Linked DNA regions of Mus musculus: region 2 is linked to region 1. Evidence: chromatin contacts called from ENCODE Hi-C or POLR2A ChIA-PET data. All regions are on one chromosome and are shown on one strand. Each heading gives the region's core, a stretch centred on a gene start or an enhancer-like site at or near the end of the contact. The rest is flanking DNA. Distances are from core to core; before and after follow the strand shown.

What was found. A loop is a pair of places that touch in the nucleus more often than their neighbours do. ChIA-PET counts read pairs that join two places held with the same protein, here RNA polymerase II (POLR2A).
Region 2: a map of heart shows a loop between it and region 1 (6-fold over the local background). The contact joins the promoter of Cc2d1a here to the promoter of Dcaf15 in region 1. A Hi-C loop is called at or near these places in 7 of 37 maps with a recorded cell type or tissue (adrenal gland, heart and left cerebral cortex). POLR2A ChIA-PET finds 5 or more read pairs at or near these places in 3 of 5 experiments (Patski and embryonic stem cell).

The regions. Positions count from the first base shown.
Region 1 is chr8:84,102,735-84,107,763 of GRCm38, reverse strand. It overlaps Dcaf15 (DDB1 and CUL4 associated factor 15), which reads left to right and starts at 2,967. Exons shown (of 13, transcript NM_001357322.1): 1 at 2,967-3,147; 2 at 4,711-4,808; 3 at 4,883-5,018. The coding sequence starts at 3,016.
Region 2 is chr8:84,145,786-84,150,369 of GRCm38, reverse strand. It overlaps Cc2d1a (coiled-coil and C2 domain containing 1A), which reads left to right and starts at 2,453. Exons shown (of 29, transcript NM_145970.2): 1 at 2,453-2,723; 2 at 3,921-4,056. The coding sequence starts at 2,664. It overlaps 4930432K21Rik (RIKEN cDNA 4930432K21 gene), which reads right to left and starts at 2,332. Exons shown (of 9, transcript NM_029045.2): 1 at 1,972-2,332; 2 at 1,485-1,532. The coding sequence starts at 1,512.

The DNA.
Region 1 (5,029 bases), core at 1,718-4,217:
TTTGGTGTGTTCTCAGGGTTAGATTATAAAATTTAGGGATGATATCAGAGGGTACATTATTCTTAGAAACCATGTGTAGTAGCTTGTTTCTGTCATTCTAGCATTGGAGTGGCCAAGGCAGGAAGATCCAGAGTTGAAGGCCAGCCTTACACAGCAAGACCCTTTCTAAGGAAAATTAGATTAAGTTAAAGAAGGGGCCTGTATATGATGGTGGTTAGCTTTAATCCTAGCACTTGGGAGACAGGGGCCAGTGGATCTCTGTAAGTTCAAGTCAACCTGGTCTACATAGAAATTTCCAGAGCAGTAAGGCTACATAGTAAGATCTTCAAAATAAATAAATAAATAAATAAATAAATAAACAAACAAACAAATAAATAAAAGCAAGCAAGCTAAGGAGCACTTGTCATACAAGCCTAACAAGAGAACATAATTCTAGGAGTTGGCTGGGCGCGGTTGGCTGGGCGTGGTGGTGAGCATCTTTACTCCTAGCACTCAGGAGGCAGAGGCAGGCAGATCTTTGAGTTCGAGGCCAGCCTGGTCTACATGGTGAATTCCAGGACAGCCGGAGCTATGTAGAGAGAACCTGTTTCGAAAATAAAAGTAAAATAAAATAAATAAACAAAATAAAAGACCTAGGAATCCAAGACAGGAGAGACTCAATCATAAATGCTGCTTTCTGACTTCCAGAAGCATGCCATAATGTCCTTGCACGCACGCACACGCATGCACGCACGCACACGCATGCACACACACACACACACACACACACACACACACACACACACACACACACACACCAACAGTAACAGAAACTAAAAAGAAAGAAAAAAAACCAAAAAGGTGTTTTTCCTCAGACCTATTATGTGTCATGAGAGCAACATGGCCCACAGCTGACAGTCATACTTTGCTTTTTGGTTAAGGAGCTATCTGCCAGATCACTTCTACTGCCCTCCGTTTACTTTCTGTTTTGTTTGCTATTGATCGACTGATTGACACAGTCTCACTACATAACCCTGGTAGGCCTGGGACTCTCTATATAGACCAGGCTGGCCTAGAACTCACAGACCTTCTGCCCCTCCCTAGTACTGGAATTAAAGGTAGGCAGCACCACGCATGCCCAGCTCCCCTCATTCTATAAAGACACTAATTTAAGTGCCCATACCAGGGAGCAAGTAAGCCCCTCCTCCTAGAGGAAGGAGTGTCTGTAGTAGAAGTTCTGAAGATGAGGAGGGGCAGTAAAACAGGTTTCTCCTTAAAGTTTCCTTCCCCACTACAGCAGCCTTGGGTGGATCTTGCTTCTTAACAGAAATCACAAACTCCAGGCTCAGTGAAAGACTCAGGAGGCAGTGGTTTCCTCTGAGTTTGAGGCCAGCCTGGTCTACATAGCAAGCTCCAGGTCAGCCAAGGCTATACAGTGAGGCCCTAAGAAACCAAAACCAAAACCAAAACCAAAACCAAAACCAACCAACCAACCAAACAAACAACTCATCCCTAAATTAAGGTGGAGAGTGAGAAGACCATTTTTGACCTCTTGTCTTTTCATACACTTTCATGGGCAAAATCTCATCTGTACACTGTGCGCGCGCACACACATACACACAAACACACACACACACACACACACACACACACACACACACACACACACACACACTGCCTCCTTGCTCTTCCTTTCCCTCCTGCTCTGGGTCCACTAGTCTATGATTCAGCTGAGGCTGGGTCTGCACATGCATGGTCATATTTTCTCCTCATGCTGGGGGGAGGGGGGCTGCTAGTGAGCCCTCCAGTCTTTGCATAAAGAAGAGATCACCTAGTAAGTCTCTCAGCAGTGTCCCCATCACTAATCCATACATCATGGCAGGTTAGTCTTGAACCTCTCCAGAAACCTTTGTCTTTGCTGGAATATTCCTCCTCCCCCGCTTCACAAAGCTACTTTGCATCCAACTGCCTTTCTACCCATACCTGGAATTCAAGGACAGGTACTCATTTCCTTGTTTATGACCTGTCCTGTTAGCTGGGTTCTCAATAAACCGAATGTGGCTGTAAAAAGAGCAGCCAGCAGTCTGGGTACACAAGTGCCATGTCTTCAGGGGAGTTCACTTTATGCCTGTTCCACGTGTAAAATAAAGGACCATTGCAGAGATTGAGTGAATGTAGGCAAAACTGGTGCATGAAGCTGTCATGTCCCGTAATATTTATTACCATTATTAATTAGTATGATAGGCTTAACAGGCCTTCCACAGGAGGTGCAAACTCAGAACCACGCCTGACCCATGGAAATTAATTTTTTTAAAAACAGCATGATATCTGTCTGATGCTATCATCGTCATCGTCGTCCGGAAGATGCTTTGTTTTGTTTCTTTGTTTGTTTTTCTGAGACAAGAGTCTCTCTGTGTAGCCCTGGCTATCCTAGAACTCACTCAGGCTGGCCTCAAACTCAAAGAGATCCACTTGCCTCTGCCTCGTAAGTGCTGGAAAGGCGTGAACCATCACGCCCGGCCTGGAAGATGTTTTAAAACGAGCCATTTTTTTCCCCACCGCCTTTTCCTGGTCTCCTCCCTAGCTGCCCAGGGATGCTCCTCAGGCCTCGGCCCTCCCAGCCTGAGCCAGAGCCAGGGCTGGAGATTCTGGCCCTTATGGACCACAGGTTCCCATAGCCCCGCCCACAGGCCGCTGGACGGCCAGTGGTTTCCACGGAAACCCACTCAGGGGCGTGACAATGTCAAGCCTGACAGAAATCTTCGCCTATTCAGTTGAAGTTTTTTGGCCGAGGAGCGCCAAAGTGGTTTCTGAGTGGTTTATCTTTAATGAAGGGCGGGAATAAGGCGGGAGCTGTTACCATCTTTACCAACCAAAAACCAAGATAGCTTTGATGGACAAGCGTAGCGGGAAGCGACAAGGAATGCCGGCTGTCACCCAACCGGCCGGCCGCAGTAAGGAGAAAAGGCCAATCAGAAAGTGCCAGGGGCGGGGCTAAGGGACCGGTTGCTCCGGAAGTGGAGGGAGGGGGTGAAAATGGCGCCCAGCTCGAAATCGGAGCGGAACAGCGGGGCCGGGAGCGCCGGCGGAGGCCCTGGGGGGACCGGGGGGAAGCGGGCGGTGGGGCGGCGGCGGGAACACGTTCTCAAGCAGCTGGAGCGAGTCAAGGTGAGGCCTGGCGTCTGAGGCGAGCGCGCCCGGTTGTGAGGAGGAGGGGACGCGGGAGGCGGCGGAGGGAGGGCGGCGCGGCGAGGTGGGGGGCGGGGCCGGGAGGGGGCTGGGCGGGCCGGGCGGTGGGGATGGGGATGGGTTTGGCGGTGTGGAGGCTGGTGCTGAGGCGCGGGCTGGGCTGGCGAAGGTTGGTGACTTGTGTGCAGCCAGTGAGGCGGGTCACCTGCAGGGGGCCTTGAATGAAGGCTGCTAGGCGAGATCAGTGAAGAAGGAAGGGGCTTGGGTGGCGGAGGCCGGGGAGAATCATGGAGGAAAGACCGGGGATGGAGGCTGATGGGCGGGTTACTGTAGAAGCTGTCCGAGGAATCTGGAGGAAGGGGAGACCTTGGTTTAGACCGATTTTTCAAAGCACTGCCCCTTGTTGGAGCTACCCCCCCAAACCCCTGAAGAGCCCCTGCTACCGACAATGGGCAGCCTCTGTTGGATGCTCCCTGTCTGTCCAAGCTCTGACCATCTCTATATCTAGTGCTTGTACCTAGGTCTGCCTCACTCATTGAATGGAGGAATGTTTCCAGAGTAGGGCCAGGTCTTCTCAAAGTGGAAGCCACTTAGGGCTCTGTCTCCCTTGTCAGAGGACACCTGAAAGGACAGGGATGTGAATAATGTTAGGTGGGCAGCTGTGGAGCAAGATTGTCTATGTGCACAGGAAGTTGGGAACTGGGTAAGGGCGAACTGTGCTTTTTCCTGGTGCTCCCTAAGCAAGGCTGTGGCTCTGCCCTTAGCCTAGACACTCCCTGGGCAAGGGTTATATCCTCTCAGGAAGGCTTGTCTGACAAAGCCATTCCCTTCATGGGTCGAGATGAACTAGGGGCAAGGTGCCAGGCCTTCTTTCCCACTAGATGGCTATCTTTTGAAGGCGGGCCAGAATAGCTCCCCAGTGGTCAGCTTTATGCCTGTTTCCTCAGATCCTTCCTTGGTGATGTTTTAGGGTGTGACAGTTGATTGGCAGTTAATTAAGAAAGGGGTTTTCTTAATAATGGATTGGAGCATTGGGAATACTGGGAGCTTTTGGTTCGGAGGCTCTATAGGTATAGGCTCTTGCCACCAAACCTAATAATGTGTGAGATCCCCAGGAGCCACGCAGTGAGAGGACATAGAGACTCCTGCAAGCTGTCCTCGCCTCTACTGTGAGTTGTAGTCTGCACAGTAACTACATTATCAAGAGAGAGATGGGTCCCCTTGTGGGCTAATTGGGAGCAGGCAGATAAATGCATGGCCCCACATCCTAGTCTCATGCGTCAGTTTTCAGGAAGGAGTCAGTTGTCCCAGTGAGGGATCCTTCCACAGGGAGACGTAGGGCTAGGGCTGGGAGGACTCTGGATCCAAACGGGGCTACGGCTGGGATGTAACCTGGGTCCTTGGTGGGGGTGGGGTGCTTTGTAAGGTCACTTGGCTTTGGTGTCTCCATCTGCCCCAGCAGTGGGCCTGGGGAAGCCTCGGCCTCTGGGAAGGAGGCTGGGAGGCTGCTTGGCTAAAGAGCCCTGGCTGTCTCTTCCCCAGATCAGTGGGCAGCTCTCACCTCGTCTTTTCCGGAAGCTGCCCCCCAGGGTCTGCGTGTCCCTCAAGAACATCGTAGATGAGGATTTTCTCTATGCAGGGTGAGGCTGAAGCTAGGCTGGGTGGTGGCAGGTCGGGCTGTGGGCGTGTCCTCATCTGCCCATTCTGCCCACAGCCATATCTTCCTGGGATTTTCCAAGTGTGGCCGCTATGTCCTCTCCTACACCAGCAGCAGTGGGGATGACGACTTCTCCTTCTACATATATCACCTCTACTGGTGGGAGTTCAACGTCCACAGCAAGCTCAAGCTGGTAGGACTAGG
Region 2 (4,584 bases), core at 1,204-3,703, 43 kb before region 1:
GAGAGCGTATGGGAGGGAGTACATGTGTACAGGCCAGAACACGATGCCTGGTGTCCTTCTTCAGGAGCCTTCCACCTTGGGGAGTGTGTGTGTGTGTGTGTGTGTGTGTGTGTGTGTGTGTTCACCTGCATGTGTATGCCAGTGCTCTTGCCTGAGCATAGGTGAACATGTGGAGTCAGAGGTCAATATTAGGCATCTTTCTTCATCTGTATCTTCTAAAACAATTTTATTTGTCTTTGAGAGACGATCTCTCACTGAACCTGGAGGTTCCTGTTGTGTTTAGACTAGCTGTCTCCACTTCCCATCTCTAGTGCTGGGGCACAGACATGCACCACCATACCCAGCTTTTATGTGTTAGGAGTCCAAACTTGAGTTCTCTTTTTCACACAGCAAGCACCAAACTCACCCAGCCATCTCCCCAGCCCCGTCCTTGTTTTATGGGGGTCTCTCACTGACCTGGAACTTGCCAAGTAGGCTGTACTTGTTCACCTGCAAGTCATTGGGATTACAAACAAGGGCCAACCATGCCTGGCTTTTTAAACACAGTTCTGGCCACTGGGGTCAAGTCCTCATGCTTATTTGGAAAGCACTTTACTGAGTCACCTCTGCAGCCCCATACTGAGATTCCATTTACAAAGCATCAGAACACCTGGGCTTGGTGCCGCAGGCCTATCATCCCAACACTTGGAAAGCTGAGACAGGAAGATCATAAGCTCAAAGCCAGCCTGGGCTACATGATGTCTTAGTTAGGATTTCTATTGTTGGAATAAAAACTATAAAAACCATAAAACTATGAACAAAAGCAAGTCAAGGGAGAAAGGGTTTATTCCACTTACACTTTTATATCATAGTCCATCACCAGAGAAAGTCAGGAGAGGAACCTCAGGAACTCACAAAGGATATGAAGGAATGCTGTTTACGGGCTTTTGCTCACAGCTAACTGCTTTCTTATGTAATTTAGGACTACCTGCCTCCAGGCAGCACACCCACGAGCTGGACCCACCTACATCAATCATTAATCAAGAAAACACACTACACTCTTGGCTACAGGCAAATCTTTTGGAGGCATTTTCCCAATTGAGAGTCCCTTTTCCCAAATGACTTGGGTCAAACTGACATAAAACTAGTCGGCCCACATGGCAAGAATCCCCTCCTCCATCTCAAAAACATCATAAAAAGTTTAAAAAGGTCACCTTGGGTCTGAGATGTAGTTTCATGGTAGAGTGTTTTATCATGCAGGAAGCTCCATGTTCCATTCCTAGTACCTCAAATAAATATTTTAAAAGCCGATTTGAGGCCAGGTTGTGGTGAATCATACTTTTAATCCCAGCACTCTGGAAGCAGAGGCAGGTTTGTCTCTGAGTTTGAGGCCTGATCTACAGAGTTAGTTCTAGGACAGACAGCCAGGGATATACATAAACTCTGCCTGGAAATAAATTAAAAATAAAAATAAAATAAAAAGCCAATTTGAATAAACCAAATACCTGAGTTCCGCTGTTTCTTCTTATTCATTTTATCTTTCCCTGAGAAATCTGAAAACAACAAACAAACTCTCCAGCTGTTGCCAGCACTGTATGTCCCCATCTGTACCCTGTCTCCCTCCTCCACTGGGCCCATCTGGCAGCCTGATGAGGGGAGTCAGCTGGTCTTCAGCAGGACACTGGGTGGGGCGACAGGTCATAGCCACCTTGGACCATGGCCAGGTAGCCATTCACACCCTTTCCCTGTGTGAAGGAACGATCTCGTCCTCTTCACGGTATCTGCTGGAGTCTCTGGGTTGGAGACAACTACGTTTCTCCCCCACCCACACCCAAAGCTTAATTATCTGGGACATGGGGTACTTGGAAGCTTCAGAGAGGTCTCTGGAGACCCACCAAAGTCACACAAGACTTTAGGAGGGCTACCCCGCGTCAGGAGTGGCTTCCGGCCAATGTCTTCAGACTGTGGGACCCATGGCAAGCCAGAACCAACCTGGGCCACAGCAGTAATGGAAGTTGCTCTGTCCTTAGTCGGGACGAGGTCAACCTGGATCTGATGGGGAATAGGTCGCCTAGGTCACTGGCGTAACGTTCTGAGAAAATACCCACATAGGCAGTCACGGGGACCGCGTGGCAAACTGGCGGTGGGAGACAGGAAGGCCTGAGGCCTGACACTGTGGACTCGGCTCCTGAAGACCTGCGCCACAGACGGGAGAGCAGGAGCATCCACACCCACACCCACACCCGCACCCACTCCACCACAAAGCCTAACAGAACGATGTGCGGCGGTGTGGAGCCACAGACGTCACACTGCCGCGCCCTCACACCTGCAGCTCTCTCTCTTTTTCCCGCCCGTGAGGCCACGCCCCACGCACGCGTAGTACCGACTACACACCTTACGCATGCTCCGCCTTCTCTCTGCCCTACTTTATGCTAGGCGCATGCGCCTCCACGCTCTGACTGCCGGGAATTGTAGTTTAACTAGAGAGCCCACGAATCCAGCCGCCGCGCTCCTGAAGGCCAAGGCGGAAGCTGGGCGGCCCAAACTCGAGAATCCCGGGGGGCCGGGCGCGGAGGAGGGACTCAGGGCTCAGGAACAGCGCGAGCTCTGAGACTCGACTTCGGTGAAGAGGCAAGGCAAGGCAAAGGTGCAGGGGCTGGTAGTCCGGGCTTCGAGCCTGGAAGATGCACAAGAGGAATGGACCCCAGGCACCCCCGGGCCGAGGTGCTGTCACTGCCCGCCAGGTGAGTGTGTGCCCCTCTACCCACCGAGGGGTACCTGCCCACCCTTCCTCAGAGTCTCTCTCCACCCTTCCTCACACTCGCGGGGAGTGCCCCACCCCCAGAAAAGCCTGATCCTCGCCACCAGGTGAACCCTGGTCTCCGCCCCGCCCCCGAGGTGAGGTGTATGGCCTACTGGGTTGGGCCATCCAGCTTCTAGCTTCACACCCCAGATTCAGGGAACACCTGTTGCTGCAGCACTTCCAACCGGGAAGGGAAAGCAATCAGACCGGCTTTTCAGGCCTTTGCATTAACTGGGTCAGGCCACACTCTACACCCATTGTACAGATGAGGACACTAAGGATAAGGGAGGCGCAGAGATCTATCTAGTCAAGGTCACAAGGATGAAGCACCTGGCCAGACAGAAATGTCAGTCCAGAGGTGTACAGGAAAACCTACAAGACTGTGGCCCAGAGCCATACTCCCAGATTCAGGGCCTGTGGGAGTTTGATTTGTCCCATCTTTGAACCAGGGATCCCAGGGCTCTGTGCTCAGGTTCCCCCTGACCTAGGTACATTTGACTGAATGTATTTGTAGTTTGGAGCCTCAGTTTTTCCACCTGTGGAATGGAAGCCTAGAAGAGTCCTTAAAGGGCAGTTATAAAGACTTACTGAGACTATTTATGGAAAAATGCTAGAACAGAGGGAGTGTGGCCGCTGGATTCTTGGGCTCTCTGTGACTAATGGCTTCACTCAATAGGTGAAGCCATGCATAACTGCTAAGATTTGGCCAATTTGGACCTATAGAAAGGGTAATTTCATGTAACTCATCATATTTTGTTGGTCACTAGCCAAAGCAGAAGGGCAGGTCTATAAAAAAGACCCAGTTCTTCAACTTTGCCCCCACTGTTGTCATAGTCATCGTGGCTTTTATTTATTTATTTTTCTCCTTGCCATGCTGGGATGGAACCCAGCTTTGCACATACTAGGGTTAGGGTTAGCACTTTAATGATGAGTGCACCTTCCAGTCCCACACTGGTGCGTTCTCTGCTGCTGGGGAGCCATGTGCATAAAGAACGTTATTGTATGAGGGTGTCTTCCTCAGCCTCCTGGTCTCTCCAAGAAATGGCTTCCTCGTAGAGATTTGGTTCCAGCATCCCGACGGGTCTCTGGGCCTGAGCGGTCTATGGAAGGTCTAACTGGAGCCCGGTTGCTCCCGTAGCTTGGTCTGCTGGTTGACTTCTCCCCAGACGGCCTGATGATCCCCGAGGATGGGATTAATGAGGAGGAGCTGGAGGCTGAATTCCTGGCTTTGGTGGGGGGTCAGCCCCAGGCCCTAGAGAAACTGAAAGGCCAAGGTAAGAAAGATGCTCAACATATTCTTTGGGACTTCTGCTGTGGGCAGTACTTGGAGCTAGGCACTGGGATGGACATGGGGCAGGAAAACAGGAGCCCTACCTTCCTAGAGTCTAGGTTCTGGGTGATCCTGTCAGGGTCAGCTGTGGGTGGAACTGGGTCTTTTCCAATCTGTTTCCTGCCATGTTTTTCTTCTTTGTTGAGAATTTGGTGTGTGTGTGTGTGAGAGAGAAAGAGAGACATGTGTGCAGACACACATGGAAGCCAGCAAACTATGTCAGATTCCCCAGAGCTGAAGTTACAAGTAGTTGTGAGCCACCCCATGTGAGTGCTGAGACCCAAGCTCAGGTCCTCTGCAGGAGCAGGATGTAGTCTTAACTATAAAGCCATCTTCCCAGCTCCTCATAGTTTTCAGTTTATGTGCGTGGTTTCACTATTCACAGTGGCTCTAAGCAAAGTATTGATTGGTGTTTCAATGCATAGATGGTAAGTGTGTGCCTTTGGAAAGTAGCATGTGTGTTAGTTGGTGG